Regions from separate parts of the Homo sapiens genome. Here all the other regions are linked to region 2. The links are chromatin loops, found by intact Hi-C in ENCODE. Cell type or tissue: endothelial cell of umbilical vein. All regions are shown on one strand. Each heading gives the region's core, and the rest is flanking DNA. Links, peaks and the distances in the headings are about the cores only.

Region 1 (10,971 bases), core at 1,423-9,422, 69 kb after region 2:
ATCCCCAGTGGGGATTCCTGGCCAAAATCAACCTGGAGGTTTGGTTCAACAGAAGCTGAACAGACATTCTCCTAGAAAGGGAACCAGAGAGAACAAGAAGGGAAATGACATGCACAGTAGGCCTCGCATTAGTCGGAACATCTCTTCTTTTGTGTTTGGGGCACCACCCTCTACCCTCCAAGTCCCTCACTCCTCTCTCTCCTCTCCACCTACCAGTGCTGCTCCAAACACTGTGCTCAAGCCTCAGGAAGGTTCTAGAATCTCTGGACACAGTTTCAGTCCATGGGCTCTGTAGTGAAGATGTGGTCTTGCAGCAGACACAGAGAAATACTTTTTGGTGGCACAACTCAAGGGCGTCATTTCAAACTGGGGGGCTCATGAGTGTCAATTTAAAAAGATCCCCCTCCTTCCTTCTATGAACCATTCCTAGTCCTGAATTTTAACCTGAAATAGACCCATGGTGGCTGTTAGCTAATCTGATAAACTCATCTCTGTCCTCTCTCTGAGTAAGAACAGTTTATGTAGATATTGAAATCAAAATACACTTACCGTATAAACAAACAATTCCATTTTTAATATGTTACAGCTGTGCTTCACGTAAAGTATGAACTGATATGTTCAAGGGCATTCATTGAAACTTTATTGTAATAACAAAAGTTAGAACGGAGCTTAAGTATCCCTCACCATGAAAGTAAATAATTTTACTCCCATGTGATTCACTGCAGTTTTACACAGCCATTAAAAAGTATGAGGCAGGCAGGTCTCTATGTATTGATGTAGAAAAATCTTCAAGAATATTAAAATGAAAAAAAGCAAGACACAGAATAGTGTTGAGAATGGGTTAGCGTTTGTGTAAAAATTAGCATATACTTAGATGCCTGTGGTATATGGGTTGAATTGTGCCCTTCCCAAAATTCAAATGTTGAGATCTTAACCCCTAGTACCTCCAACTGTGATTTTCTTTGGAGATAGGGTGTTTAAAGAGATAATCAAGTTAAAATAGGGTCATTAGGTTGAACCCTAATCCAATAAGACTGGTGTGCTGAATAAAAAGGGAAAATTTGGACAGACAGGTACACAGGGAGAACGCCTTATGAATATGAAGACAGAGATCAAGGTGATGCTTCTACAAGCCAAGGAACTGGCAAAGATTGATAGAAAACCACCAGGAGCTAGGAGAAAGGCATGGAATAAATTCTCCCTCACAATCTTCAGAAGAAACCTACTCAGCCCACACCTGGATCTCAGACTTCCAGCTTTCAGAGCTGTGAGATAATAAATTTCCAGTTTGTGGCACACTGTTACAGCAACCCTAGAAACTAATATAGCATATCTATCTATCTATCTATGTGTCCACCCAACCAACCATCTAACCATCCATTCATCCATCCACCCACCTACCTGCTACCTATCTATCCATCTATCCAACCATCTAACCATCCATCCATCTGCCCACCCGACCACCTACTGTCTATCCATCCATCCATCCATCCATCCATCCATCCAACCATCTAACCATCCATCCATCCATCCACCCATCCACCTACTATCTAGCTATCCATCTACCTACCCACCTACTATCCATCCATCCATCCATCCACCCACCTACTGTCTATCTAGCCAACCATCTAACCATCCATCCATCTAGCCACCACCCACCTACTATCAATCTGTCCATCCATCCATCCATCCAACCATCCATCCATGCAACCATCTAACCATCCATCCATCCACCCACCTACTATCTATCCATCCATCCATCCAGCCATCTAACCATCCATCCATCCAGCCATCTAACCATCCATCCATCCACCCACCCACCTACTATCTATATATCCATCCATCCAACCATCTAACCATCCATCCATCCATCCACCTACCCACCTACTATCTATCTATCAATCAGTCATCATCTATCTATCTATCTATCTATCTATCTATCTATCTATCTATAGATACATCCATACACTTATGTATACACACACACAAAATATTTTTGTGTATATTTGTGTGTATCTGTCAATATAAGATATGGAAAAAAATACACATTTTAAAAAGCCTGGTCAGGCATGGTGGCTCATGTCTGTAATCCCAGCACTTTGGGAGGCTGAGGCAGGCAGATCACTTGAGGCCAGGAGTTCGAGACCAGCAAGGCGAACATGGTGAAACCCTGTCTCTACTAAAAATACAAAAATTAGCCAGGTATGGTGGCATGCGCCTGTAGTCCCAGCTACTCGAGAGGCTGAGGCAGAAGAATCACTTGAATCCAGGAGGCAGAGGTTGCAGTGAGCCAAGATGGCACCACTGCACTCCAGCCTCAGCAACAGAGTGAGACTCTGTCTCAATTAAAAAAAATAAAAATAAAAAAAATTTTAAAAAGCCTGATGATATTGGTTACTTTTAGGAGGAGAACTGAGGAACTGAGATGGGAAAGAGAATTTTCACTACATACTCTTGCATACCTTTTGAGTTTCGTACCCTGTGTGTATGTTACCTCCCTCTGTATTCCTGATTCAAATAATTAACTATATAAGAAAAGAAGGGTAGCCTTCTGGAGACCACAGTGCCCACCCTGAAAACAGTCCTGTCTTCCCAATCTAACCTTAGCATATCAATATGGTTTAACCTCTGGAACCAAGTCTGACCAATTGTGAAGGGCTGCCGCTGGGAGTGTTGTCTTAACTCTGATGCTGAGGCCTCTGCTGGCCTCAGCACAGGAAAGCTCATCCATCAATTAGCATGTCTTCAAGGTGCAGGGAGGGGACTCAAGAACAGGAGGACAAAAATCTGCCAACCCTGACCTATCCCATTATTGGCTCAGGGTGGGAATATCAAGTTGGTTTGGGGGTGTAAAGGGTCATATGCAAGTAATATTCATCTTCATGCAATAGGGAGCCCCGTTATTACAGAGCTCTGCTATAGTCTATGAGTCAGGCAGGTGGCTCTGAAATGTGATACGATGACTCACTGTGTGCAAAGAAGTCCTTTTCTCTTTCTGGAGTAAATGGGCAGATGGATAGCCACTGTGTGAGTCATGAGGCCCGAGGCCCAAATGGCGGTGCAGATGGAGAAAAAATGAGATTCTGTGCAGGAGGCTCTTATCTCATCAAACCATAGGGGTCTGACCCCTGCATGCACCGCACCTGCCAGAATGCACGCATTCCAAGTGGCGGTCTAAGCCCCTGAAGCGGAGGGGGCACTGAGACTTGGCATGACCGTGGCCACCCCAGGACCCTGGCCACCTTCCAGAGTAGAAACGGTCAGAAACTTGGAACAAAACTCAACGTGGAAGAAATTAGAACGAAGGTTGTTGAGTGCCAGGGTCAGTTGAATCCTGGTTCTAAATATCATACGTAAACATGGCTGGGTGTGGAAATAGACACCTAAAGTGTCAGCGTTTTATACTGTTGACAGTTTTCTACTCAGTGGATCCTCTCTCTAAGGGATTATAGCTAGAGCCTTTTAACAAGATCAGTTCTCTCTCTGATTCCACAGGAAAGTAAATTTCTGTAGCCAGCAAATACACAATACAATGTTTTTTTTTATGGCTGAGAGACATCCTTTCAGAGATTTGCTGAGAAAGGGGATAAGAAGGCAGGTAAAGAAAGGAGACAAGTTCTATTGAAAGAAGTTTGAGATAAAGGTGAATTTGGAGCCTTGAATGCCACCTTTCATAGCATCAACCTTCTAGTACTTAGGCAGAATTATGAAGCTACAGCAAAGGGCAGTGCTTCTAGTGTACAGGGCTTGTATTAGTCCGTTCTCACACTGCTAATACAGACATACCAGAGACTGGGTAATTTATAAGGAAAAAGAGGTTTAATGCACTTATAGTTTCACATGGCTGGGGAGGCCTCACAATGATGGCAGAAGGTGAAGAAGGAGCAAAGGCACATCTTACATGGCTTCAGGCAAGAGAGCATGTGTGGGGGAACTCCCATTTATAAAACCATCAGATCTTGTGAAATGTATTCACGATCACAAGAACAACATGGGAAAAACCTGCCGCCATGATTCACTTACTTCCCACCAGGTCCTTCCCACAACATGTGGGGATGGATTATGGGAGCTACAATTCAAGATGAGATTTGGGTTGGGACATGGCCAAACCATATCAGGGCTGCTCTGTGGCATTGTTGGTGCATTATATACACACCCACCCAAGCACTCTTTCCTGAAGAAACACCATGTCCACCTGGGAGTACAGAAGTGAACAGGGCAGAATCCCTGATCTTGAAAAGCATTTAGTGTAAATATATAAACCAACAACCACAAGATGAACTAATAGATTATGATGCAAAAGGCACTGAAAACTTGCTCTGGGAGGAAAGAAGAGGGCATAGGGAGACTTCCTTTCCTGAGAAGGTGACTTTTCAGCTGAATTTGAAGGGTAAGTAGGAATCTTCCAGGTTAAAAAAGGGGGAGAAGAGAAGGTCCAGACCGAGGGAAGATTTTGTTCAAAGGCTCACCAGCAAATGCCTAAGGAGGAGTTAGGGAACCCGTGAGCAGCTTGGGATTCTGGAGGGAGGGGTGTTCATGGCGAGATGAAGCTGGGGAAATGGGCTGGGCCCTTACATGGCAACTCAAGAGTCCACACTCCATCCCTGAGTCACTGGGAGAGGCAACACAGGCTTCATCACGATAGGAGAGTAATCCCATTTCCTGCTTTGGGGCGACTTTGCTCTTAACATGCAGAGGAGCCAGAGGCGGGAGCTGGGAGAAGAGAGACTGTTAGGAGGCTGCTGAAATAGTCCAGGCGAGAGATCTTGAAGCCCTGAACGTCAATATGTGCGGCACGAAGAGGAAGAATCGAATCTGAGCCATTTGGTATTTGCAATGGAAAGGACCTCCTAACAGGAGGGGTGAGATGTGGGAGGAGGATTTCCAGGCTTTTCAGTTGGCTTGTGACACTACCCAAGACAGGAAGAGAGAGTGAAGTGTCGTTTTGGGCATGTTGTTTTGGTAAGGACGTGCCTGTGGGTCATCTAACTGGAGATGTCCAACAGGCAGGCAGAAATGTGGGCGTGGAATCTGGGAGAGAAAACTCTAATGGAATATTTTTCTTATGACACATTCCCGTTAAGCCTTCATTCCTCGGGTTTGGCTAAGGCCACCGTGGACAGATTGGTGGGGGAAGTGCTGTTCTGAGATCCTGGGTGTAGTCTTACAGTCCTAACAGCAAGGCAGCTTTCTTTCCCTGTCTCTGCGTGGGGAACAGAATTTGTGCAGGCTCAAGTGTGCCTGGCAAGAAGGCCAAACTGAAAACACCTTCCACAGCTCTGGGGCCTAACGTTGAATTTCCATCTTCAGCCGCACGTTTTCCAGGTGAGCTTCTCAAGCAGGATAAATTCCTGCAGAAGCACAGAAATCTCAGGAGTCCCAAGGTTCCTAGCAAATTAGAATCTTGAGGTAGGAGAGGAGCCAGGCCCCACCCCAGAAGCCCAGTAGGAACTGGCACCAAGAGAAAATCGACAATAAAAGCAATTGGTGATTTGTGCCATCAGAAGATAGGCTGGCCAGGACAGGTCAAGGAGAATGAGACAAGTTACAGCAAATTTTAATACAATTGCTCTGATTCTAGGTAATTTCAGGATAGCATAATAGAATTATTTTACACTTGAAGATACTTTGGGATGCATGAACATAAAGCCTCTGCCATTTGCACTGTTTCATTTACTGAACACCAATCCTATTAGTTTGCTCTATATTACAGTTATTATCCCCATTTTATGGATGCAGAAAGTGGAGGGCAGACAGGTTAAATGATCTCCCTCAAATCGCCTACCGGGTAAGTGGCATATCTGGGATTTGGAAGCAGCCTGTCTGACTCCAGAGGCTGCCCTCTTAGCCACAGGCTCCACCAGCACGTGTATGTGACTGACACATGTGGATGGCACTTTGTACCGCCAAAAGTACTCTCTTATATTTATGTCCTCCAAATAGACAGAAACAGGGCCAAGATGAAACCTTTAGCCCGAGATGGCTTTTTACAGTGTCCTCTGGGGCTGGAAGGTAGACCCAGTATCCGGTATCCTGCAGTACCTTCCAGGCATGAGCCTAAGAAACAACATCAGAGTGAAGCACACTGGCTTCTGCTTCACACAGGACATGCTTCATAAAGCCTGCGCTTCCTATAAGATCACACCTTCCACCTCAGCCCCTAGTCCTGGGACCAGAGCCACCAAGAGGACCTAAATCAAGGTGAATGAGGGAAGGTTGGTGGCCAGTTACATTTTGCACTATAAAACCCCAAACTTCCCTCTAGCAAATCCCTGTGTTGGTTTTGTATTTGCTTTCTTTTTGGCTTCTAAACTCCTTACAATAGACTCAATGTTCTATTATCATCATTAAGATAAAACAGCAGGTCTCAGTATGTACTGAATACTTTTTTAAAACATAACATCGGACCTACAAAAAAGTTGCTAAAACAGTGAAGAATTCCTGGACAATCTTTACCCAGATACCCCAAAAGTTAGCATTTTACTACATTTGCCTTATCTATCATCTATCTCCCTTTAAATTTTTTCTTTTACCATTTAAGAGTGAATTGGAGACCTGATGCCCTATTCCCTTAAATAGTTATGTACATTTCCTAAAAGCCTGCCTAAAAATTCTGCCTCTCAAAACCACAGTACAATTATCTAAATCACAATGTTAACATTGATGGAACACAATTATCTAGTCTATAATCCTTCCTCAGATTTTGCCAATTGTTCCTATAATGTCCTTTCTAGCCAAAGAAAACCCAGTTACGTGTTGCATTTGCTTGTCATGTCCACGGACATCTAGAATAGTTCCTGAATCTTTTTATTTCATGGCGTTGACATATTTGAAGTGAACAGCCCAGTTATCTTGTAGAATGCCCCTCAATTGGGTCTATCTTTCTTATGGTGAGATTCAGGTTATATGGGGTTTTTTTTTTTCCAGGATTTTTTCAGTTCTTCTCAATGCCTCATAGGAGGGACATGCTGTCAGTTAGACCCATTTAAAGTTGGTGTCTGTTAGGTTTCTCTACCGTACAGCTACTGTTTTATCCCTTGTGATTAATAAGTCTCTTGTGAGGAGATACTTTGAAACTGTGTAAATATCCTATGTGAATCATTCATTGATAATTCTTGATGACTCATATACTTATTATTATGGTTGCCAAATGGTGATATTCTAATTCTGTCATTCCTTCTACAGTTATTAATTGGCTTTCAACCATAAGGAAGAACTTTCTTGTATGCCTTACTTATTTATATCAGCATGGACTCATGAATTCTTATTCAGAAAACCTCAATACTTAATAAAAAAAGATATGTGTCATTAAAGCATCACTCATGTCTGTTGGAATTCTTTAATGTATGTATTTTGATACTCAATTGTCCCAAATGTTTGCCAGACACAATTATTTCATTTAATTCATTAGCGATCAAATTTAAATCATTCAATTCTCAAAACAACTCTATGAGGTGGGGATCCCTCTTGATGTTTCTGCCACACAGGAATTATCTCCTCTCCCCTGCCACACACCTTTTTTTTTTTTTTTTTTTTTTTTTTTGAGACTGAGTCTCCCTCTGTTGCCCAGACTGGAGTGCAGTGGTGCGATCTGGGCTCACTGCAACTTCCGCCTCCCAGGTTCAAGTGGTTCTCCTGCCTCAGCCACATGAGTAGCTGGGATTACGGATGTGCGCCACTACAGCTGGCTAATTTTTTCATATTTTTTACTAGAGATGGGGTTTCACCATGTTGGTTAGGCTGGCCTCAAACTCCTGACCTCAAGTGATCCACCTGCCTTGGCTTCCCAAAGTGTTGGGATTACAGGTGTGAGCTACCGCGCCCGGCACCTCCCTGCGCCATTTTAAAATGAGAAAGACTCAGACAGGATAAATAACCTGTCAGAAAAGCTATGATGAGAATTCAAAGGCCCACTCGAAATCCCATGATTTTTTCCAGAACACATTGCCCCTTTAAGATATTTTTCTTTTGCAGATGGGATACTTAAGCCTATATTCTTTTTTGCCACTTACTCAAATCTATTCAGGACAGAGGAGGTGAAGGAGAAACCGTGGCTTTGTCACTGACAGCCTGTATTTGTAGTGATTTCTGCTTTGGCCAAAAGCCTCCCTGACTCTAATCAGCACTAAAGTTAGGAAGGTGTGTCGATTTAGATCCTGTCAGAATCCCTGCGTGCTTGAAATAGTTTCTGGCAATTGGGTTACTGAAAATCTAATCTTTTAAAGTAAGTGAGTTCATTCCAGTATTTAAAGGAAAAGTTTGGTGAGGTCTTTCATCATATAGCTACCAATTTATGATCTACCTAAATATGGATTTTTCCATATTATGCTTATGTTAATCAAGACACAGTGAAGAAGCTTCTTATTCATACATCTGTGGCACAAGGAAAGTTGCTAACAACAGCATACACAGAACCCAGAAAAGCTTAATATTTAATAAAAAAAGAAATGTGTCTATTAAAGCATCAGTCATGTCTGGATTTGACCCTAAAATGAGTTTTGAGGGTCACCAGCCTCATAATCATCCCAAGTGTCATCAAAAACACAGAATATGGTCAAGGCCAGCACAGACAACATAGTGAGATCTCATCACACACACACACACACACACTGCAGAATTTGGGGCCTCATCCCATGTACACCAAGTCAGGATCTTTGGTTTCAGTAAGCTTCCCAGAGGACGCTAAAAGTCAGTCACTAAGTGAGCTCGGAGGTGGTGGGGCCTCTGACCAAGCCTGGTTCCTGGGGTCTCACAGCTGGCTGTATACTGGCAATGCCAACCTCTGGGCCTCTTGCCCTCAGCAGTTACCAATGGAAAGAGTAATTCTGTGGTTCCCCAAGTGAGGCAACCAGACCTGGAATGGTTAGTGACAGTTCCACTGACCTTGGAGAATGAACTTGTGGTGGCTTCCGTCTCACGGAGCTCCCACCTCCCTCCTGCAGCAAATGGAGCAGCAGAGGGAAGGCATCACTGCCTAAGTACTCTGATGCACAGGACTTGTACAGAGGTCTTGGCAGCTCTAAGCAAGTTTTAAGAAGCTTGTTTGAGGGAGGTGGGGAACAAACTCCTTTTTCTAGATCTGGTGAAAACCAGTGCAAATAAACAAAACCCAGCTGTTGATTCACAGGGCAGAGTACTGCCTGCTCTTGGGAAAGGTGACTCTGCACCTCTCTAGTTCTACACCCACCCCACCCCCGTTCCCACATGCCCACCCTCACTTAGGTGGAAACCAGTCTAGGCTGTATGGAGCCAAGTTCAGGTGTCATCTATCATATTAACACCCAAGTAGACTAAGCAGTGGTGTGCTAGGAGGTGTTTAAAAACGGGCTGGGGCGGGGGCGGGGGTGGGGGTGGGGGTGGTGGTGGAGGGCTGATTTGTAGCACTTGCTGATTTTGGTGGTATAAATAACTCCCACCATAGCCAGTTTCAAGCTGGCTCTGGTGACCTGAGATGAGCCAGTTCCAGCACACCAGGGACTCTAAGTATAAGATTCATCAGCTTCAGCTGGGGCTACCACAGGGATGGGGCAGAGAAGCAGAACTTACTCTGCCGCACAGCGGATGAATGGGGCCAGTGCCACATGGTCAGCTTAGGCCTCCAAGGAAAGAAAATCACCGTCCCTGCCTCTCAAGATTTTCAACCTTTTTCCCCTGGCATTTGAGAGGAGCAATGTGGCAGAGGGCTTGAGATTGTTCACAGTCCTCAGGGCCCTCAGGTTTGCCCTTAATTGAAAACCATTCCAGGTATTACCAAAGGAAAGAGCTTAAAGTAGGCTGAGGGAGTAAGAAGTTGTCATTTCTATTTGGCTCTCCCTGCAACATCCTTGCTGTGTGTGTGTGTTTTAAGAGCAATGGCTAATGTTAATAACAATAAGACATTAAGGTAGTTTGTGGAAATTAGTGGCCAGCCCAACTCCTGCAAGTTTCTAAACCTGTTTTTCCCAACCCTAGCAGGAAAGGGAGGGGGCACAATATCCACACTCCTTCTCTCTCCTGGTGTGAAACCTCAGGGTGGGCACCCCAGTTCTGGAGCTCCAGACTGAGGGTAAAAAGCCCAGAAGCTGAAAACTGTTTCTCTACCTGACCTTGGGCTGCCAGAACCTCTGGCTTTCCCCATTGCCATTTGGGACCTATTATGGCTCTAGAGAGGGCTTGATATGGTTTGGCTGTGTCCCCACCCAAACTTCATCTTGAATTGTGGCTCCCGCAATTCCCACATGTCATGGGAGGGTCCCAGTGGGAGGTAATTGGATCATGGGATTGGGTCTTTCCCATACTATTCTCATGATAGGGAATAAGTCTCATGGGATCTGATGATTTTATAAAGAGGAGTTCCCCACACAAATTCTCTTTTTGCCTGCCACTGTCCATGTAAGACATGACTTGCTCCTTGTTGCCTTCTGCCATGATTGTGAGGCCTCCCCAGCCATGTGGAACTGTGAGTTAAACCATGAAACCTCTTTCTTTTGTAAAACCATTAAACCTCTTTCCTTTGTAAATTACCCAGTCTTGGGTAAGTCTTTATTAGCAACGTGAGAACAGACTACTACAGGGCTTTCTGGTTGTAAGGAAGAGAAGTCACTCAAATTCACCCAAATACTATGAGGTGTTAATTGTAAGGATACAGGGATCATCTGGGATCCTAAAACAGAGCACAGAACACAGTCCTTCTAGGAAAATAGAAAGCTGTTCAGGACTGAGGCAGCTTTTTGCTTTCTCTGGTTCTGGTCTTTTCTTTGTGCACCAATCTCTTGCCTCTGCAGATAGGCCTCTTTGTGTCTTAAACTTGTACCCAGTGCAACATGACCACCAGTCCTAGCTGGATATCAGGAGCTCTCATCTCATGCACCCATCTCTAAGGACAGCTTCCCTCAAAGGTCAAACTCACAGGAGCAAAAATCTGATTGGCCTGCATCATGTGTTTAAGCCAGACCACTGGCATTTTGATGGCCTCTGGCTTGGGTGTTGTAT
Region 2 (8,000 bases), core at 1-8,000:
GTGAAGTGGTACAGCTGGGATCTAAAATATGTCAGCTTCACCGTAGATAGGCTCCCTGATGAACCACCTGCCACGGCCCGTATGACCGCATCCAGGGGTGATGATGTCATTTTCACAGGGTTATTGAGAGCTAAAACTACGAAGTACTACAAACTATTATTTAAAATATAAATACATACTATATATGCATATGTGTGTATATATAATTAATGGGGTAAACATTACAGAATACTGTCCTAACCTTTAAACAATGCACTCGTTTTCTGTAAACTAATATACAAACAACTGTTTGGTCCCTAAAAATAGATGTCAGGTGACAGAGACTGGCTGAGCAAGAATAGGAGTATCTTCAGAATAGAAGCCAGAGGAGTTTTTGCTTCCCCAACACATTGTCGCACCATTCACTGTTCCAGGACCTTCCTACTTCTCTGGAAAACTCTGGCCCAAAGCAGCTCCTCTACATTAGTCACAAGTTTCCATTAATCAGGGGTGGCCTGTGCCGGACCTACAGCAGAGTCATTTCAGGTTATTCTGTTACAGGCTTTCGACGTGTAGTCAGTCCACTCGCCCAAATCTAGCAGGGAATGAATGCCTTGTAATACGGAAGCATCTACAAATTCTTCTTAACAGTGTTCAGAGAACAATGTGAAACCCTGGGGCCTTTTCCCAGAATTAGGGTGGTGGGAATGCTGTCCTATTGACTAAGCCTGTTAGGTAAGCAGGCAGTTGGCAAGATTCAGGAAGCTTCATTTGAAGATAGAATTTAGGGCGATCGTTTGGATTTACTGGCTTAATTACTTAAGGTAACATTTATAAAAGAAATTGTCATTCCATTATTATTACCTTTTAACTTTTATTCCTAAACGGAACATTAGCAACAAACTACATTACTTGATAAATGTAATTTCTAACCAGATTGATAACTAGAAAAAAATTTTAAGTTACTTTGCTCTGTGAATTAGTTTAAACATATTTGTAATTGAGACTTACTACTGTTATTGGCTGAAATAAATAAAAGCAAGAGATAATAAAGAATAACAGAGACAACGAACACCCAATTTAAGTTTATTTCTAAGTTCCATCTTTTTTAGAGAAAAGGCAAATTAAGAAAAGTTTAGAGAGAGGTACTAGTATATTTATGAACTTGTATAGATGATAAGCAAAACGGACTTTAATATGTAGAATTCCAGAATCAACAGGTTGCCAGCATCCATGTTTTTGAAGATTTGCTTAAGAACACAACCAAAAATGGAATGGGCAGTCTCTAATTACAAGCAGAAGGCTACAAAATCATTTTAGCTGCATAATACAGTTTTGGTTCTAAAGTCAGCACGTAAGAGGAAAATTCCTTAGGAAAATACAACATTGAAAACCATTGTGTCATGTAATATGAAATGCAATAATTAATTTTTCCTCCAGTAATAGAAAGATCACTGTTTCATTGGTTTATAAAAATATATCTTTATCATTAAATGTGGCAAAATGTTAAGACTTGGTGAATATTGGTGAAAAGTATATATCCATTGTACAATTCTTTCCAATTTTTTTTGAGATTGAAAATTTTTAAAACAACAAATTATCTTTTAAACAGCTAATAATCACTAGACCTGCACTCTTTGTGGTGAGACTATGAAAAATGTTAGAGACCTAGTAAGAGAAGCAGATTCACATTTCTGTCTTCTTCTTCAAGCCAAACAGTCATAGAGTGGAGTGGGCAGAATGGAACTCACTTTTGAAAGCCTAGTGCTTTGTCCAATCTTACTGCAAGCCAGACAGGAAGGTTATAGAAAATGTTTCTGGATCAGTCTTCTCTGAGTCATATGAAATTGTGGTTTCAGCCAAGATGACATTAGGAATTAGAGACATGGGACAAAAACTTTAAGATTGTAAAAAAATTTTGACTCTAGTAGGAAACATGGGTAGAATTGTAATGACACTTGATTGAATTTTAAAAGATGCCTGTATAAGATCTTAAAATTAGGAAAAAAATTATGGCCTAAGCAATTAAAGGCATAGGAGGCATCTTTTTGGGATGATGGAAATATCCTCTCTCCTGATTGTGATAGTAGTTACATGAATATTCATTTAACAAAAACCATAAATTATAGACTTAGAAAACAGTAAATGTTACTGTATGTGACACCTTAATAAACGTGATTATAAAAATAAATCCTAAGCATCTAAAAAAAAAAAAAAAAAGAAGAAGAAGTGAACCAGAACCACACCATTCTATTTTGGAGACACTTCAAAAGAAATGACCTCATTCTTAATTTTGTTTAAAGAAGAATATAACATGATTTGAATATATTTAGCTAGGATATTTTAGTGCCTGCTAGCACTTGAAGCCAGAGTTCACTGTGAGCATTCTGACTATGAAGTGAGAAGCTAAGAGAACTGTATTTTGATATTCCTTTGACAGTTAAATCATAACACTGTTCTTCCCCTTCTTTAGCCCCAGCATGAGACCAGATGTAAGCTCTCCTCCATCCAGCTCCTCAACAGCAACAACAGGACCACCTCCCAAACTCTGCCTGGTGTGCTCTGATGAAGCTTCAGGATGTCATTATGGAGTCTTAACTTGTGGAAGCTGTAAAGTTTTCTTCAAAAGAGCAGTGGAAGGTAGTGTGTGTTTTGAAGAGTTTATTTTTCCTCTACTTGGTTTTCATTTCTCAGGGTGGATTTTGAAATTTCCATTATATGCAAAGCCCATGAAAGGCTAAATATCAGTTAAGAGGGGAGAGGAGGGTGGCTCCTAGGTCCTCTAATGGGCAGGAAAGTATTTAAAACAACAATACAAAAAGATCTAGAATAAAATAGAAAAGTACAAGTTGATGTCTGGGAGTTTGGTCAGGGAGCATAAGGTAACACTATAAGAAAGTGCTATCATATGAAATGATGGTGTTAAGTTTGGGCATAACATAATGTTCATTGTATTAGAAACATGGGCTTTAACTTCCATAAGCTAATAGGTTTCAAAGTCACCAACTTTACTGGCCTGGCAAAAATGAGTCACAGTGAGAACTGTGACAGGAAAAAAAAAAGATATTCATTTCATTTCTTATTCATTTTTTTTTTCTATTAAGCCAGGGCACTGTGCTAAGTGGTATAAATACCAATAAGACCTGATCCTTACCCTCTGGGAAGTCACACTCCACTGAAGTGAAAGATGAGTTAACAATGACAAGGTACAGAGATTATAATATAGATGAGGGAGAGAGAAACTCGGCCTGAGGAGGTCAGGAAAGGTATTTTAGAGAAACTGATTTCACTATATAAATGTTGTATTAACACAAATCTTACTTTGTTATGGATTCAGACTGCTGACAGGGCAACAGCATTATCTCCCTAAAGAATGAGAAATTCATTCCATAGCAAATTTATTAGAAGAGAGTCTAAAATGTCCTAATACTACCAGTGACTCCTCTAGGAAAAAAATTGTCATATAATTTAGTTATTTCTAAAGCAGTTTGAAAGTAGCTTGGCCTAAAGCTCTGATTATATTAATTTTTTAAAGAAACAATTATTCATTCACTGTATGAGGATTATTATTATTTGTCTCATGTTGTGTTTGCATATCCATGAGAGTTAGATGAGTCATTTTCTTTTGTTTTACTTTTTAATACATTAGCAAATTATAAAATTACTCATATTACACCACAAAGATTACAAGGATGGCAGCTTTGGCCAGTGTAGTAGTCCCACCTATTGATTAGAGTCAAAAGTAAAGCCCAGCCCTGCTTTGTGCATTGCTCCTAATAAAGTGGATGTTACTTAACACATACGCAGAAGACAGAAGCGTCTTCGTGTCCTCACTTTACTCCTCACTTTCTTAACTGCTTAAGTATTTCCACGATATAAATGCAGTGATAATAATAATACGGACAGTCCCTGACTTAACGATTTTTCAACTTTTATGATGGTGGGAAAGTGATACGCATTCAGTATGGCTCCTCGACTTACAATGGGGTTGCCTCCAGATAAACCCATTGTGAATTGAAAATATCTTACACTTAGCACTCCATTCTTAATACCTGCTAGAATTATAGATTATCCCTCAAAATTGGCATAGTATAATATGGGTATCAGCAAGTTGTTGCACTTTATTCAGAGCTTTACACTAGGCAGGGGTGGGCTTTACTTTTGACTCTAATCAATAGGTGGGACTACTACACTAGCCAAAGCTGGCATCCTTGTGGTCTCTGTGGAGTAACGTGAGTAGCATTATAATTTACATCCCCCATAACAAATGATCCAAGAGAGTATGTGATCAATGCAGCAGAACTATTGTCTTTTATTATCTGATTTCACATGTAACATGCCATCACTTCTGCCATATTTTATTGGCCACACAGACCAATCTTGGTAAAGGACGGAAAGGGACTGCACAAGACCATGCATTCAAGGAGGCAGAGATCACTGGGGGCCATCTTGGGAGGCTGGCTACCACACCCACCATAAATAGAAAACCAGAATTATTTGCCAAAAATAGACTTTAACCACAAAAATGAATACCATATAAACAAAACAAAGTCACAAAATTTCAGCTGACTTGAAGACTCATCTTTCTATTAGTTAGAAAGGGAATTTACCAAGTAGTAGAAGACACAGGAACTCCAAAATAAGATATCTCATTGTCTTATCAGAAGGGTTGACAGGAAAATGGGCTGGGCACTGTGGCTCAAGGAAAATGGGCTGTGCACTGTGGCTCACACCTATTATCCCAGCAATTTGGGAGGCCAAGATGGGAGGATTGCTTGAGGCCTGGAGTTTGAGACCAGCCTGAGCAACATAACGAGACCCCGTCTCTACAGGAAAAAAAAAAAAAAAAAAAACGTTATCCAGGCATCGCACCTGTAGTCTCAGCTACTCAGGAAGCTAAAGCAGGAGATTCAGGCTGCAAAGAGCTATGACACACCACTGTACTCCAGCCTAGGCAACGTAGCAAGAACTTGTCTAAAAATAAATAAATAAATGAGTCAAGGAATGAATGAATGGATTGACAGGAAATGACTATTAGTTGTACGTGGCCATGTGTTATGAAATAGTGAATACTAGTTAAAACTCCTCATTTTATAGATAAGGAACAGATAGATAGACTTGTCCAACTTCATGCTAATAACCACAAAGGGCTATTTTTAACTTATGAAGGTACATTGCCTCTGATCCTATAGCTCAGAGTCTTAGCTGTGCACAAGACATACCTGGGATAAAGAAATCAAGATTGGCGTAATGTGCACATCCTGACATTTCAGTTGGATATAAACAAAACTTTGGAATTTTTCATTTTTAGCAGTGGGTGATTTTTTTTCTTTTTTTCTTCCAGTAACTGTAGGACAGTGATTTAGAGATTCCTTATAGGGTATAACTTTTTTGTATTATAACCACTTCATCAATAGATGTATCTGTTGATCGTACTTTTGATTTATAGGGGATAGAATTGGGTTAGTGCTTCCATTTTCTGTCCAAGTAAAGAAGCTAGGATATTTATAGAGTACAAAAAGAAATTGAAACAGCTGGTACAGATATTTGGCATTGGAGAGCAGCTCTGAACAAAGGTGAATTATAGTCTAGTGGTCAATTTTGTGGCCTATTCTTTACAAAGAATTGAACCTGATACAGTTAACCATCTACCCCAAACTATTATTTGTTTAAAACACAATCTATTGGCTGGGCGTGGTGGCTCATGCCTGTAATCCCAGCACATCGGGAGGCCGAGGCGGGTGGATCACGAGGTCCTGAGATCGAGACAATCCTAGCCAACATGGTGAAACCCTGTCTCTACTAAAAATATAAAAATTAGCCAGGCGTGGTGGCGTGCACCTGTAATCCCAGCTACTCGGGAGTCTGAGCCAGGAGAATTGCTTGAACCTGGGAGGCAGAGGTTGCAGTGAGGTCATGCCACTACACTACTACACTCCCAGCCTGGGCGACAGAGCGAGACTCCATCTCAAAAAAATAAAAATAAAAAAACATAATCTATCAAACTGTGTAAAACACAGTTTATCAAAAAAGTAGTTACCCTTGGTGGGTACTGGCTGGAATTGGGCAGAAAGGGGGCCTGTTGGGGTACTGTTCTGTTTCTTGATCTGAGAGCTGATTACATAAAGGTTCTTGGTTTGTAAAAATTTATTAAATGGTTCACTGATTTGTGTACTTTTTTTATATGTGAATACTGCAATAAGGTTTTTTATTGCACTGTTTTCAGTTTGTTGAACAGAAAAAGGGAGACTCTTTTTGTTGTTTTTGACCTCTCGACCTCATAATGGCAATGTAGGCAAGAACATTCCCTCAAGGCAATACCTGTGGGTGTCTTGGTTATATTCCACCGGAAACAAAGACAGAGGCTGTCCTTATAAAATATGTTTGAAGACCTGTGAAACTTTAATAGTGCCTTTTATTCCATATAGGACAGCACAATTACCTATGTGCTGGAAGGAATGATTGCATCATCGATAAAATTCGAAGAAAAAACTGCCCAGCATGCCGCTATCGAAAATGTCTTCAGGCTGGAATGAACCTGGAAGGTAATATAAATATCTGAAAGCAATTGTTTGTCTCTGTAGCTTATAAAAATTTATCATTTTACTTTTGAAGATACACGTAAGCAGATGTAATTAATGTAGTCAGTTCAGTATATATATGCTTGACTAGCATAATGTTACTGCCCAATAAAAATGGGAAATTTTTTTCATGAATATGTCATATTGTTTGTTTATCCACCAGTTCTTCTTACACACACTGAATTCAGTACAGCCAGACTATATACAAAGAAAGGAAATTATGTAATAATGAAACTTACACAACATGCAGCAACTTTATTATTCTTACTCCTTTTTTCAGCCTCAAAACTATTCCCTAGGGTTGGAAATGTTTCTGTATCAGACATATTTACATGTCCATTTTTCTGTTTGCCTTTTAAAAGCATACCTTTTACTTGGAGATCTGTGTTTTATTACAGATCTTCAAGCGGGGGGTGGTGGGAAAAAAAAAACCTCAAGGAAGAACTGGATGGGTTTTGTTTTGGTTTTCAAGTAAAGAAGAAACCTGGGCCGGGTGCAGTGGCTCACGCCTGTAATCCCCGAAGTTTGTGAGAATCCTTCTGTCTAGTTTTTATGTGAAGATATTACCTTTTCCACCGTAGGCCTCAAAGCGCTCCAAATATCCACTTGCAGATTCTATAAAATGAGTGTTTGAAAAACTGCTCAATCAAAAGAAACGTTCAACTCCATGACCTGAATGCACACAACAGTGAGAAGTTTCTGAGAAAGTTTCTTGGTCTCCCCGCACTTTGGGAGACCAAGGCAGGCGGATCACGAGGTCAAGAGATCAAGATCATCCTGGCTAACATGGTGAAACCCTGTCTCTGCTAAAAACACAAAAATTAGCGGAGCGTGGTGGTGTCACCTGTAGTCCCAGCTACTCAGGAGGCTGAGGCAGGAGAATCACTTGAACCCGGGAGGCAGAGGTTGCAGTGAGCCGAGATCACACCACTGTACTCCAGCTTGGCGACAGAGCAAGACTCCGTCTTGGAAAAAAAAAAAAAAAAAGAAACCTGAAACTAGTTATAAGTTAGAGTTTCATATCCCTGTTTATATAACAAGTTGTATAATTAACACTGATCTCAGCATTAAAAAATTTTCCTCTGAAAAAAGTTTGGAATTCTGCTGTGGTTGAAATTGCAAGTTCTGTGAAGGTAGTGGTGATCTCATAACACATATGCTTAGTATTTATTGTGAAATTAGCACTTTTATTCAACAAATATGCACCAACAAGGCAGTCACTAGGTATAAAATGAATAAAATAGTGCCTGTATTCAAGTAGTTTATCTGCTAGTTAGGTTGCAGAGTCAGTCACAAAATAGCATGGCACACCATAGAGGGCATAGGGCCACAGGAACAAGAGGAAGGTCACCTAATTCTGTCTTGGAAGTCAAGGAAGAAGTAACATTGAATTTTAAATCTATAAGCTGAGTAGGAATTAGATAGATGAAAAATAAGGGC
Region 3 (10,971 bases), core at 1,689-9,688, 91 kb after region 2:
CTTTATAAAGTGATGTGGGGCAGGGTTGTCGAGGTAAGTGATGATTGTCAAGTTTGCCAGAGATGATAGATAACTCCTTTGGCAGAACACCTAGGTCATTCCTTTTAAAGTCAGGTAGCTAAGAGGCTGTTTGGTTTCTGCAGCGCTGGCTACCTACTTGGGGAACATGGTTGCTCACAAAACATTCAGTACTTGGGCAAACTCTGGGTGCCATGGTGGCCACTGCTGTCTCCGGGAGTGCCATGTCCACAAAACTCAGTCATCCAGACTTGCTTTTGGGAGCAGAAGCCAGAGGATGACAGGTGCCAACAGACAGGCAGGGATCAGGTTATCTTTGGCTTCTTCTTTCTGTCTTTCTCCCCCTCAACTGTGAATGCTTTTGGAGCCTCTGCAGTCAAGACAGAGCTTTTACTGAGACAGCAGTTGCCATTTTCAGCTGATAGAAACTCAGGGGATAGAAGGCCTTCCCTTTGAGCCGCAGGTATGGCACACACAACTCTGCAGCTCTGGGCAAGTGCCTTGGGATGCCCTTGTCACTAGTATGGCTCTGTCCTGCTAATGCCAGTCTGTCAATACTTGATTGTTCATTCTTTCTCTTTGCCTCTCACCGAAAAGCACTCGGTGAGAGGAAATGAACTGATATTCAAAAAGACAGTGTGGTCTGACATAAGAAAACACATATTGGCCGTATAAATACTTCAGACATTAAGCTAAAGACTGGCTCCAATTCTAGGACACCAAGGCAGGCCACAATGCACAGGGTCCATCCCTATATATGTTTATTTTGAAAAACAGGAGAAAAGATCTTCTGTCTTGAGCAAGTCAGGGTTTTACTTGCCTGGGGGCAGGGATTTGAAACCAGCTGTCTTCTCCTGGCATGGCATTCTTTTTTTTTTTTTTTTTTTTTCCTTTGAGACGGAGTCTGGCTCTGTCACCCAGGCTGGAGTGCAGGGGCGTGATCTTGGCTCACTGCAATCTCTGCCTCCTGGGTTCATGCCATTCTCCTGCCTCAGCCTCCAGAGTAGCTGGGACTACAGGCGCCCGCCACCACACCCGGCTAATTTTTTGTATTTTTAGTAGAGACGGGGTTTCACCGTCGTAGCCAGGATGGTCTCAATCTCCTGACCTCGTGATCCGCCCGCCTCGGCCTCCCAAAGTGCTGGGATTATAGGCGTGAGCCACTGCACCCGGCCATGGCATTCTTTAGCTACGAAATTTTGTTAGTAACCTGAAGGAAGAGTGAGAGGCTGACCTTAATACCCCTAAAAGATTCAGGCTATGGCTAAGTGATCCCTGGGTCTTACAAAGGAAACTGGAGGCTACTGGGAAAGCTCAGGGATCCTGGGCCATGGTCTTCCACTCTGATAACCAATTCATTCTCCTCATCTGCCCTAAAGTTTCCTGTTCACACAGAGAGAGTCAGAGGTAGGGGGCATGGATAGGGGAGAGAGTAAAATCTTTAGTCTTCAAGTTCCTTCCTACTCATTGGCTCATATTCTGAAGTTTATCCAGTTTTGTAGCTAATAGGAAGGAGGGGAGCCTGGCTGGGCAAAGGGAAACAGAGAAGCCATCTGTCAAGGGCACCGCACAGCCACAGGGAAGCTGGGGAGGGGGTACCTGAAAGATCCCATTGGCAGCAGCTCATGGGCACTGCACAGACACACGGAAGCTAGGGAGGGAGTTACCTAAAAGATCCCATTGGCAGCAGCTCTGTTTCTCCCGATTTCAAATCAGAGCCAACTCAAGAGGGAGGGACATGCTTCCAAGCAGTGAAGCTGGGGCCAAATGTCTACAGGGATGCTTCGTGAGGCACCCCCAAAGCAAGGATCTTGGCCTTCTGTTCCTCCACATGAGCTCCAGGTAAGTTTATGATGGGACAGATTACAACTTCAAACATCAAATGTGGTCGGCCGCAGCGGCTCACACCTGGAATCCCAGCACTTTGGGGGTCTGAAGTGGGCAGATCACTTGAGGTCAGGAGTTCGAGATCAGCCTGGCAAACATGGCAAAACCCCATCTTTACTAAAAATACAAAAAACTAGCTGGGTGTGATGGCTCATGCCTGTAGTCCCAGCTACTTGGGAGGCTGAGACAGGAGAATCACTTGAACCTGGGAGGTGGAGGTTGCAGTGAGCCAAGATTGCGCCACTGCACTCCAGCCTGGGCCACAGAGTGAGACTCCATCTCAAAAAACAAACAAAAACACAAATAAAAAACCTCATCAAATGTGTTAAAAGCATGATGTTGGTCTCTCTTTGAGAAGCGTAATAGTATGTGAATGCACATCCCCTGAGGCCTCCATTTCCCAAGGTCTTCTTGTCCTCAGGTTCACAGATCTAACCTACTAGTATACTCCCTTTCTTCTCGAGTTTTCCCCAGTGGCTTTCTTGAGTTCTGTCTTGGTCCTGTCCATTCTTAATTCTCATTCCCTGATTCAATGGTAGTGTCTCGCTTGCTCCTGGGTGAGTTCCCGGAAAAGAGCTGTATAATCCTTGAGCTGATAAACTGAGTAGTGAATCACCATGACAAACCCCTGTTAACTTTAAAACCACCTGTAAAGCTATGACGGCACAATCTATACCCCTCCTGGAGTCTTCCTCTTCTTTTGGGATCACGGGAATTGGAGGTGAAAGGGAAGAGTTTTAAAATGTTTAGGAGAAGGGAAAGCAGCAGCACATTGAGAACTGAACATTCTAAGAAGCTGGTTCTTTAAGAACTTACAGACGCACACAAAATTTGAAAACTAGCTTGTCCACATTTCTAAAGCCTCAGAAGATGTGGAGAAAAAGAAGTAAAGAGCACAGCAACTGACTCATCTCTTTCTGGCCTGATATCTTGGGGGTACCAAGAAATACACCTGAGAAGAAAGACAAAAACTCGAATGCCTGACCCCACTTATTTAAATCCTGAGCTTCATCTTACTACTAAGTAGGCATTCTTTGAAAAACTCATTGCCTGGAGATGCTCTTCCCATCTCCAAATCCAAAGCCCAAGGGATGCTTAAAAACACATAAAGACTGAACACCACTGATGTGTCGTGCCCACCAACAGGACAGCAGAGAGCAAGGCCATAGAAATGTCTTCTCTTTCCTTCAGGCCGAAGCGGGGACAGTGACCTTGACTCTCTTCAGCTTTGCCTCCCCTCTCTCCCTCTTAAACATACTTCTTCAGCAATCAAAGCCTAAGTGTGTGAGCAACTAACTTAAAGAATATCAAATATAAAACTTTGCCATATAGTATTTCAAATCACTCTATTTACAAGTTTATCTTTTCAAAAAAAAAAAAGTAAAAGATACAGTAATTCAACACAATTCAAGTTTTTCTTTTCTTCTTTAAAGTTCCCTAACAAGGAATTCCAGAAACAGGAAACACTCTGAAGCAACGCTGCCATCCAAGGGGCTCCTGGGGAGCTTGACGGTCCATCGGTTTGTAGTTTGTCTAGAGTCACCCTTGCAATGACATTCACATGTGGAAGATACGGATAACTCTGTTGTTTGCAGGCCAAGTGAATTTGAAATCTCCAGGTAGTACTTCCCCATCCAAGACAGTCTTCCACAAGATCCAGCCTCTTTTCACCAGCAAATTCCCTTTTTCAGAGGGTACTCATCCCACCCTCCAACCTTGGGTTTCTTCCTGAATCACAATGGCCTATATTAGTCTCAAGCCTTGAAAGACTGAGAAATAATTCCCTTTTTCAGAGTGGCAGTGAACATAGATGTGCTTTTAAACTATAGGCCATACGGTTAGCCTAGGAATTAACCTTGAAAACCACCACAGCACCAGTGTTCAGCAGCCCAGAGTAGGGCAAGGGGGCTGGCCAGTGGTGGGTTAGAGGCAGGCAAGGGTGGGAGCAGAGATGGGTGAATGGGAGGACATGGGGAAACCAGTCAGATGGCATCACCCATTGGGAGGCAGCATCTTACCCTTTAAAAAACAAACATCAGTTGCATGGAGGAACAGAAATATTAAGACTATGTAATTTAATCTCAAGAGGTTACTAGGGTGTGCTCCAAATATATTCCGATGCTGCTGAAATTAATCAGAAAGGGAACAGTTCCCAGCTACTATCCCATCTGCCTCAAGTAGACCACCCTAATTCCTTGATCCTGTGCTTCAAGTTGTTAGAAAACCATTCAAAAAAAGTGTACCAAAAAGGGGAGAAAAAAAATGTGTCATGCAAAGAGGATGTGTTATTTTATTTTTTTGGTTTGGTTTTAGAGTAGGTTGGGTTGCCGTGGTTACTAGGCGATGGATGGCAGCCCTTGGTGGCAGAGAGGTTCCTAGCCTGGGAGGGAGAAACGCAGGGTGTGTGTGTTCCCGTGCATGAGAAGACTGGATTGTATCTCACTGATGACAGGCCAACGGCTGCTTTAGAGATGGTGAGAGATTGGATCTTATATAAACAGTGTTTTAACCCTCTTCATCCTGCATGCAAACAGATCCAGCTGCCTGTAGCACTTTAAGTCTCAAGTACTGAGAGGTGGGGTAGAGAGAGTGCCTATTGTAAACAAAAGCAATGGATCCAGCCTGGATCTCAGCGCCAATTTCTTCACCCAGCCCCAGCAGGCTTAGCTACACAGTGTGCTCTCAGGGACTATTTCTATCTGACTTCCTCTTTCTGAAGGTTGGGCGTTTGGACCGTTGAAACAAAATGAGTGCCCCCTATTCAGGGTACTCATGAGAAAACGGCTTTGCAAGTCTTCCTCTTAGTTATCAAATGCTCTCCTCTGCTGATTGACTTCTTTTCTTGCAGTACTGATGCATGTTGGCTGAGATGATCATGGAGATGAGTGACACCAGAGCTCACAGAAACATTCATGTTGACAGGTAGCAACAGAGTCAGTCACGCTGCATTTCTCAGTGGCAAAGAGAAATGGCCTCGACACTGGAATCAGCAGTTGTCATGGATACCATGTAAAGCTCAGCAGTTCTGCTGGGGCCCACGGTTAGAGGAACTCCACGTAATTCTCAGGGATGAGGCCAGTCTTTCCGTTCAGAGTCCCCTCCAACCAGCCAGGCTCCTGAGATGGGTGAACTGTACAGGAAGGGGAGAGAAAGCGAGAAGAGATGGCATTACAGATAGAGCAGGCGGCAGATGTGTGTGTGGGGTGTGTGTGTGTGTGTGTGTGTGTGTGTGTGTGTGTGTATGAAGGAAGCTTGGACAATGAGTACAATCACTTATTAAGTTACATCATTCTAGAAGTTTAAACCAAAGGTTCTGAACCTTTTGTGGAATATAAGCCTTCTGATGAAAGCTGTCCTGAACTTTCTTTACAATGAAAAAGGAAACAGACACAGACATACAAAATTTTGTGTACAATTTTAGGGGTTTCACGGATTTTCTGAAGCTCCTGGTTTAAACTACAAAGAAGTGACAGATTCCTACTCTTGTTAGAGGGCAACAGTTGTCCTGGTCCATCCATACATGTATCCATCCTTCCATCCTTCCTTCCTTCCTTCCTTCCTTCCATCCATCCACCCACCCACCTGCCCAGTATCAACTATGTACTCAGTGCAGTGCCCATGGAAGACTGCTAAGAACTACTCTTTAAAGATATCCAGCTTCTAGAGGCTGGGCCTGGTGGTTCACGCCTGTAATGCCAGTACCTTGGGAGGCTGAGGCAGGTGAATTGCTTTAGCCCAGGAGTTTAAGAACAGCCTGGGCAACATGGCAAAACCTTGTCTCTACAAAATATACAAAAACTACCTAGGTTTGATGGAGCGTGTCTGTAGTCCCAGCTACTTGGAGGAGGGGGAGTGCCGAAGCGGGAGGATCGCTTGGGCTCAGCAGGTCGAGGCTGCAGTGAGCCGTGATTGCACCACTGCACTCCAGCCTGGGCGACAGAGCAAGACCCTGTCTCAATCAATCAATCCAGCTTCTTGTCATCATCTTACTTTCCTTCAAATCCTTACCCCCTGCTTCTAATTTCCTTGCAAATTTTCTGGGGTTTTTTTTTTTTTTTTTTTTGGTTGCTGTCATTTTGAATAGCCTTTGAATAGCCATTTCTCTGTTTCACTCACACCCTTTCTTAGTTTTCTTTCCTGTTCTCTAGATTTCCCCCTCCTCTATATACCAGTTTGAAAATTCTTCTCTTCCTCCCTCTATTGCCCTTTGATTTTTCAGTATCCAAAGAATATATATCTACTTTTGTGACATCATGATCCATCTCCATGGAAACCATTGTGATATTATAAAGATTATCTAAAATCCAGCTGAGTCTGCACAGTAGTCAATAGCAGGAAGGAAGAGAGAAGGAATCATGGGACTAAGAGGTGGGGGATGTTCATGCTTGTCAACTGAAGATGTACAGATCACTCTGCAGTGAGGCAGGACATTTACTCTTAATGTGTTAGGAAAACTCCAATTTTCCAAGATTATTTGGAGAGAATAGATTTTCCCCTATTCCCTTCCTGGGCTAATTAAATGACTTCCTGAGCTTGTTTTAGAAAAGCATTTCCGCTCCGACACTGCTACAGAATTCTAGTTTCAGTTTGTAGGGAAAGACGCAAGAACAGAAACCAAAGGAGACAAATGGGAGGCAGCAAAAGAATCAGCCTTGAGGCTTCCAGAAGATCAGTGTCAGTCAACTTTGGGTACACCTTGAGTGCCTCCTTAGGAAAAGACAAGGTTAAACATCTATTAGTTGGCCTCCAAAGTTGGCCAATTTCAGATCACTAAGCTTCAGGAATAAACAGCAAGGATACTTTGGGTTCATGACAACCCACACAAGAGACAGTCTGGGAGAGAAGTGCCTTGGAAGAAGACACAACTTAAAAGCAACCTGGCCTCTCCAATGACCAAAGCTCTCCCATGCCACTCTTAAAGAACACCCATATACCCCTGCCCTCTGCCCATCCATCCAACCAAAGCTTCCAAGATCACTTCAGTTTCTGCACTTCATACTGGTGACAACAAGACCCTCTTCCCTTTACTGGGTTCTTGCAAATATGAAAGGAGCTGGTGTGGATAAAGCACTCGGCACAGAGCCAGGCACAGAGCAAATGCTCAGTACAGGCTAGTCAGTAGGAGACCCTGGATCGGGACTGCTCAGCAAGACCCCCTCCTAGTAGCGACCTAGTAAAACCAGATGGCCCTTACCACCCACCTAAGCTTCAGGAAAAATCAAATGTTTAGAATAAAATTAACAAATCAAACCCATTCTCCAAAATAAAAACGTAGAAAGAATAAAGCAGCCAGACTGACAAAACAAAAAAACAAAAACCAGGCCCTCCCGCTTTATAGCCAAGCTCCAAGTTGAGTTATTACTCTACTGGATGCACTGAGTCCATCTCCTTCAGACCTTTCTCCTTTTCCTGGCTAGCTGTTCACCCACAGCACAGGTACTGGGGTGAAAACATTTACAATGCAATTTGAGGGCTAAGGGAAGAATTAGAGGGGACAAGAGAGGCCCTCCAAACTGGAGGCCAAAAGGTAGGTCACAGGAGATGGCAGGAGATAACACAGCCTTTGGGTTGGACTGCTGACTCACTGAGGCTTCAAGCCAGGATTTATACGAAAGCATGTGCCAGACCATGTGCTTCGGAACCCTCAGGATGCTTATTCAAACTGCACATTCCTGGGCCCCATGGCAAATCAATTAAAGCAGAATCTCTGGGAATGGGACACAGGAACCTGTATTTTCACTAGCTCACAGGAAGTTAGGAGCTATAACTTTTCTGTGCCCAAATGCCTCTGAGATAAAATGCAAATTGTCATTTACTAATAGAGGAGGGAGGCAGCACCAGTGCCCCCTTTCTTTCTGCTGTCTTCTGTTTCCATGTAAAGGCTTAGCTGAAGCCCCACTTCCTTTGTAAATACTACCATGGAATCCCTTCTACCTGCTCCCTCCTCCTCCAGACACCTAAAATGCTCATAGTACATTCCACATAGTATTCATGGGTCCTATTTATATGCTGTTCAAACGTGCTAAGCTTTGCTTCTCTATCTAGTTTTTCAGTGCGTTTTGGTTTGGATTATAGCACTTCCTGGCTCCACAACCTTCAGTAACTCCCTTCTGCCTCGTGAATTATAATGATACAAGCTAACACTTAGATATGTTATGAAGCTGCTGTGTGCTTGGAGTTTTAGACATGTTGATTCATTTGATCCTCAGGATCCCAGCTTGTATTATTATTATCTGTATTTTGCAGATGAGAAAATTAAGGCTCAGAGAGGTAAAATAATTTGTGCATGGTCATAATACTGGAACCAAAATTTGAACCCAGCTTGTTTGACTCCAGAGACCAACTCCCTTCCCACTGTATCAGGCCTCTATTTAACCAGAGGGTGTGACCCATGCTGATAAGGATGATAACATGTTGAGCACATGCCAGGTGGCAGACCCTTTGCGAATACGCACTTCACACCTGAGTTTCCTCCTTTCATCTTCAGAATGACTATGGAGTTGGTTCTGCTATTATCCTCACTTTACTGATGAAAAACTGTGGCTGTGAAAAGTTAAGCATCTTGGCCAAAATTAAATATTAATAGCTGGTAGACAATGAAAATGAATCAGAGACCAAGACATCTGATCCCAGAGTCTGTCACCTTAACTACTACTGCTGTTGCCTAGCCCAATGCTCTGAACATCAAAGATGCTAAGTGCTTGTTGGGCTGAATGGCGCCAATGTGCAACACTGAACTGCACCAGTGTCCAACATGCTATACAAACACAAAAGGTGTTGCCACAAGCTGCCTGAGTGGCTCTTCAGCTCAACAGCATATACTAAATATAAGCTGCTGGGGACATGGGTGAGCTTCCTGCCAACCACTTTCTCTCGGCTCTACCCATGTACACCATACATCCCTGTGTACACAACTCATGTCTTCTGCCCTCCTTCACTCACCATGGACAGGGAGCAAGTGTGTGACTAAGGTCTCTAATGGCTGACTGTCCCCAAAAGAAGTCTTAACTAAAAGAGGTGCAGACCCCTGGGTAATTAAAGTACATTCACTCATTTAACAAATGTTTACTGAGCACCTACCACGTGCTAGACACCATGCTAGGTCCTTGCACATAGCACAGAACAAGCAGACCAGATTTTGCTCGGCAGGACAATCAAGCAATAAGCAAGCATATAATTTTAGGTAGTGGTAAAAGGAGAGAGAAAGACTAGAGCAGTGGGTAGTGCAAGTACAACGGCCCTGTGACGGGAAAAAGCTGGGCATGATTTTAGAACAGTGGTGTGCATCTATTTCTTAAAGGGCCTCATAGTGAGAGTGTCTCTCTCCTTAACTCTGCCACTGTAGTGCCACAGATAACACGCAGACACAAAGGCATGAGTGTCTGTGTTCCAGTAAAGCTTTATTTACAAAAACAGGTGGCGGGTTGGATTTGACTGGCAGGTCATAGTTTGCTGACCTTACTTGAGAACATAAAGAAGGCCTGCAAAGCTGCAGTATGTCAAGTGAGGGTGAGAGGAGGTCAGAGGGGTAGGAACTAGGCCCTAGGGGCCTTGTAAGTCATTCTCAGAGCAGTGGGAGGCCACTGATAGATTTTAAGCAGGAAATAACATGATGTGATTTTCATTTTCAAAGATGACTCTTGCTGCTATGTGAAGAAGGGGTTCTGGGAGCAAGAGTGGAAGCCAGTGACAAGATGTGTCAGGCGGCCAGTGGAAGCGCCCAGGTGAGAGGTGAAGGTGGCCTGGGCTTGGGCGTGGCAGCGAAGATGGCTGGAGAAACTGAAGGAGATCCCTGAGTGCCCTCCTGTTAACCCATTTCCTAGGCAGCTTGGGGGCTCCCCCATGAGGATGTTCTCCAGCAGCAAAGGAAATTTGGGACAGGCCTGCTGTGTAGTGGTGCTGTGTTAGGTACCATGGGAATGAATGGATCCAGCTCCTCTCAAATCTTATTAAAAGTATCCCTAGAACCCAATTTTAGTGACTGCCATGTGCATTTTCCAGGTATCACGAATCATGCTGCTTCAAGATGACTAACGTTCCTGAGAATATGAGCTATTTCTCTTTCCAGTTACTGTCTGAGGTGCTCTTGTTGAAATGGACAGTTTCCCAGTAGATTGGCCAGGGATGACACTGGAATTATTTCTAGGTATTGCACGTATTGCACATCCATTTCCCACTGCACAAAGCCCATGAGCTGACAGCAGCAGCCACTCCAGAGTCACAGTAGGGGCCCCTGGAATCCAAAGGCTTCAAGATTAATCATTACGAAACAACAGACTTTCCCCTCCACGGGCCCCTCCCTTTTCCTCTTCCTTATTCATTCTTCTTAATCCTGAAACACACAAAAAGACACACATACACACACACACGTGCACTTTCTGATTGGTTTGATCATTTAATCTGACAACTACACAGCATACAAATTAAACAGCCTTTACCTCATATCCCCAGCAGTAAACTAACAAGAAATGGAACAAGGAAAAAGACCCCCCACCCCACCCACCGCCTGACAGAATAATAGTGTTCTGTAATGCCTCATTTTCTCCTGTAGAGGTGAAGGAGTGGGGAGGAAGAGGGTCTGTGTAAGCATTTTCCTCTGGAAAAAAGACCTAATAACATATTTTGAGCTAACCCAATTGAGAAAGTGTACTAACGTTTTGTCAGGTCCATTTTCTACTGCAACTCAGTCAACACTGAGAGGTGTTTTCTTTCAGGTTCAATTTGGCCTTTTGCTCCTCAGGGAATTTGAAAGGTCACTGGCAAGGCTGGTTAAAAGCAGACCAGTGTCAGCGAACTCTGCCATGACTCCTAGAGACCACAGGAAGGCTTGGGTAAGGTCTCTCACTCACTCAACCAAACTTTCCTCCTGCTCTCAACAATACCTATAGGATTTATGATGACGACCATGTTGTATGTGGGAGCAGTTACAGAATTGTTAGGTGACAGGTGGCAGGTTGGATTTGACGGGCAGGTCATAGTTTGCCGACCTTGCTTGAGAACATGAAGAAGGCATGAGGCTGTAGTATGTCAAGTGAGGGCGTGAGGTCAGAGGGGCAGGAACTGGGC

Evidence for each region. Peaks named below come from ENCODE experiments on the same cell type or tissue, not always from the same donor. Only the 100,000 strongest peaks of a DNase experiment are listed, where the experiment ranks them.
Region 1: it touches region 2 in a loop (4-fold over the local background); 7 of 110 quality-filtered maps call a loop at or near these places.
Region 3: a loop joins it to region 2, with 1.9 times the contacts of the local background. A loop is called at or near these places in 2 of 110 quality-filtered maps.

What each region holds. Positions count from the first base shown.
Region 1 is chr5:143,238,227-143,249,197 of GRCh38, reverse strand. It overlaps LOC124901100 (a long non-coding RNA gene), which reads left to right and starts at 4,116. Exons shown (of 2, transcript XR_007058982.1): 1 at 4,116-6,201; 2 at 7,186-7,316. In endothelial cell of umbilical vein, for the core only: no CTCF peak of the experiment used is centred there; DNase peaks (open chromatin) are centred at 5,057 and 7,117; H3K27ac peaks cover 898 bases.
Region 2 is chr5:143,308,621-143,316,620 of GRCh38, reverse strand. It overlaps NR3C1 (nuclear receptor subfamily 3 group C member 1), which reads left to right. Exons shown (of 9, transcript NM_000176.3): 3 at 2,453-2,619; 4 at 6,408-6,524. Among named protein-coding and RNA genes, the nearest start is that of NR3C1, 91 kb to the left of the region's middle. In endothelial cell of umbilical vein, for the core only: no CTCF peak of the experiment used is centred there; DNase peaks (open chromatin) are centred at 1,800, 3,000, 4,950 and 6,830; H3K27ac peaks cover 4,534 bases.
Region 3 is chr5:143,216,422-143,227,392 of GRCh38, reverse strand. ARHGAP26 (Rho GTPase activating protein 26) reads right to left here. Exons shown (of 23, transcript NM_001135608.3): 23 at 1-5,035. The coding sequence ends at 4,947. LOC124901099 (a long non-coding RNA gene) reads left to right here and starts at 5,970. Exons shown (of 2, transcript XR_007058981.1): 1 at 5,970-9,629. RefSeq lists an enhancer at 9,567-9,666 and a silencer at 10,207-10,306. In endothelial cell of umbilical vein, for the core only: no CTCF peak of the experiment used is centred there; a DNase peak (open chromatin) is centred at 6,242; H3K27ac peaks cover 1,083 bases.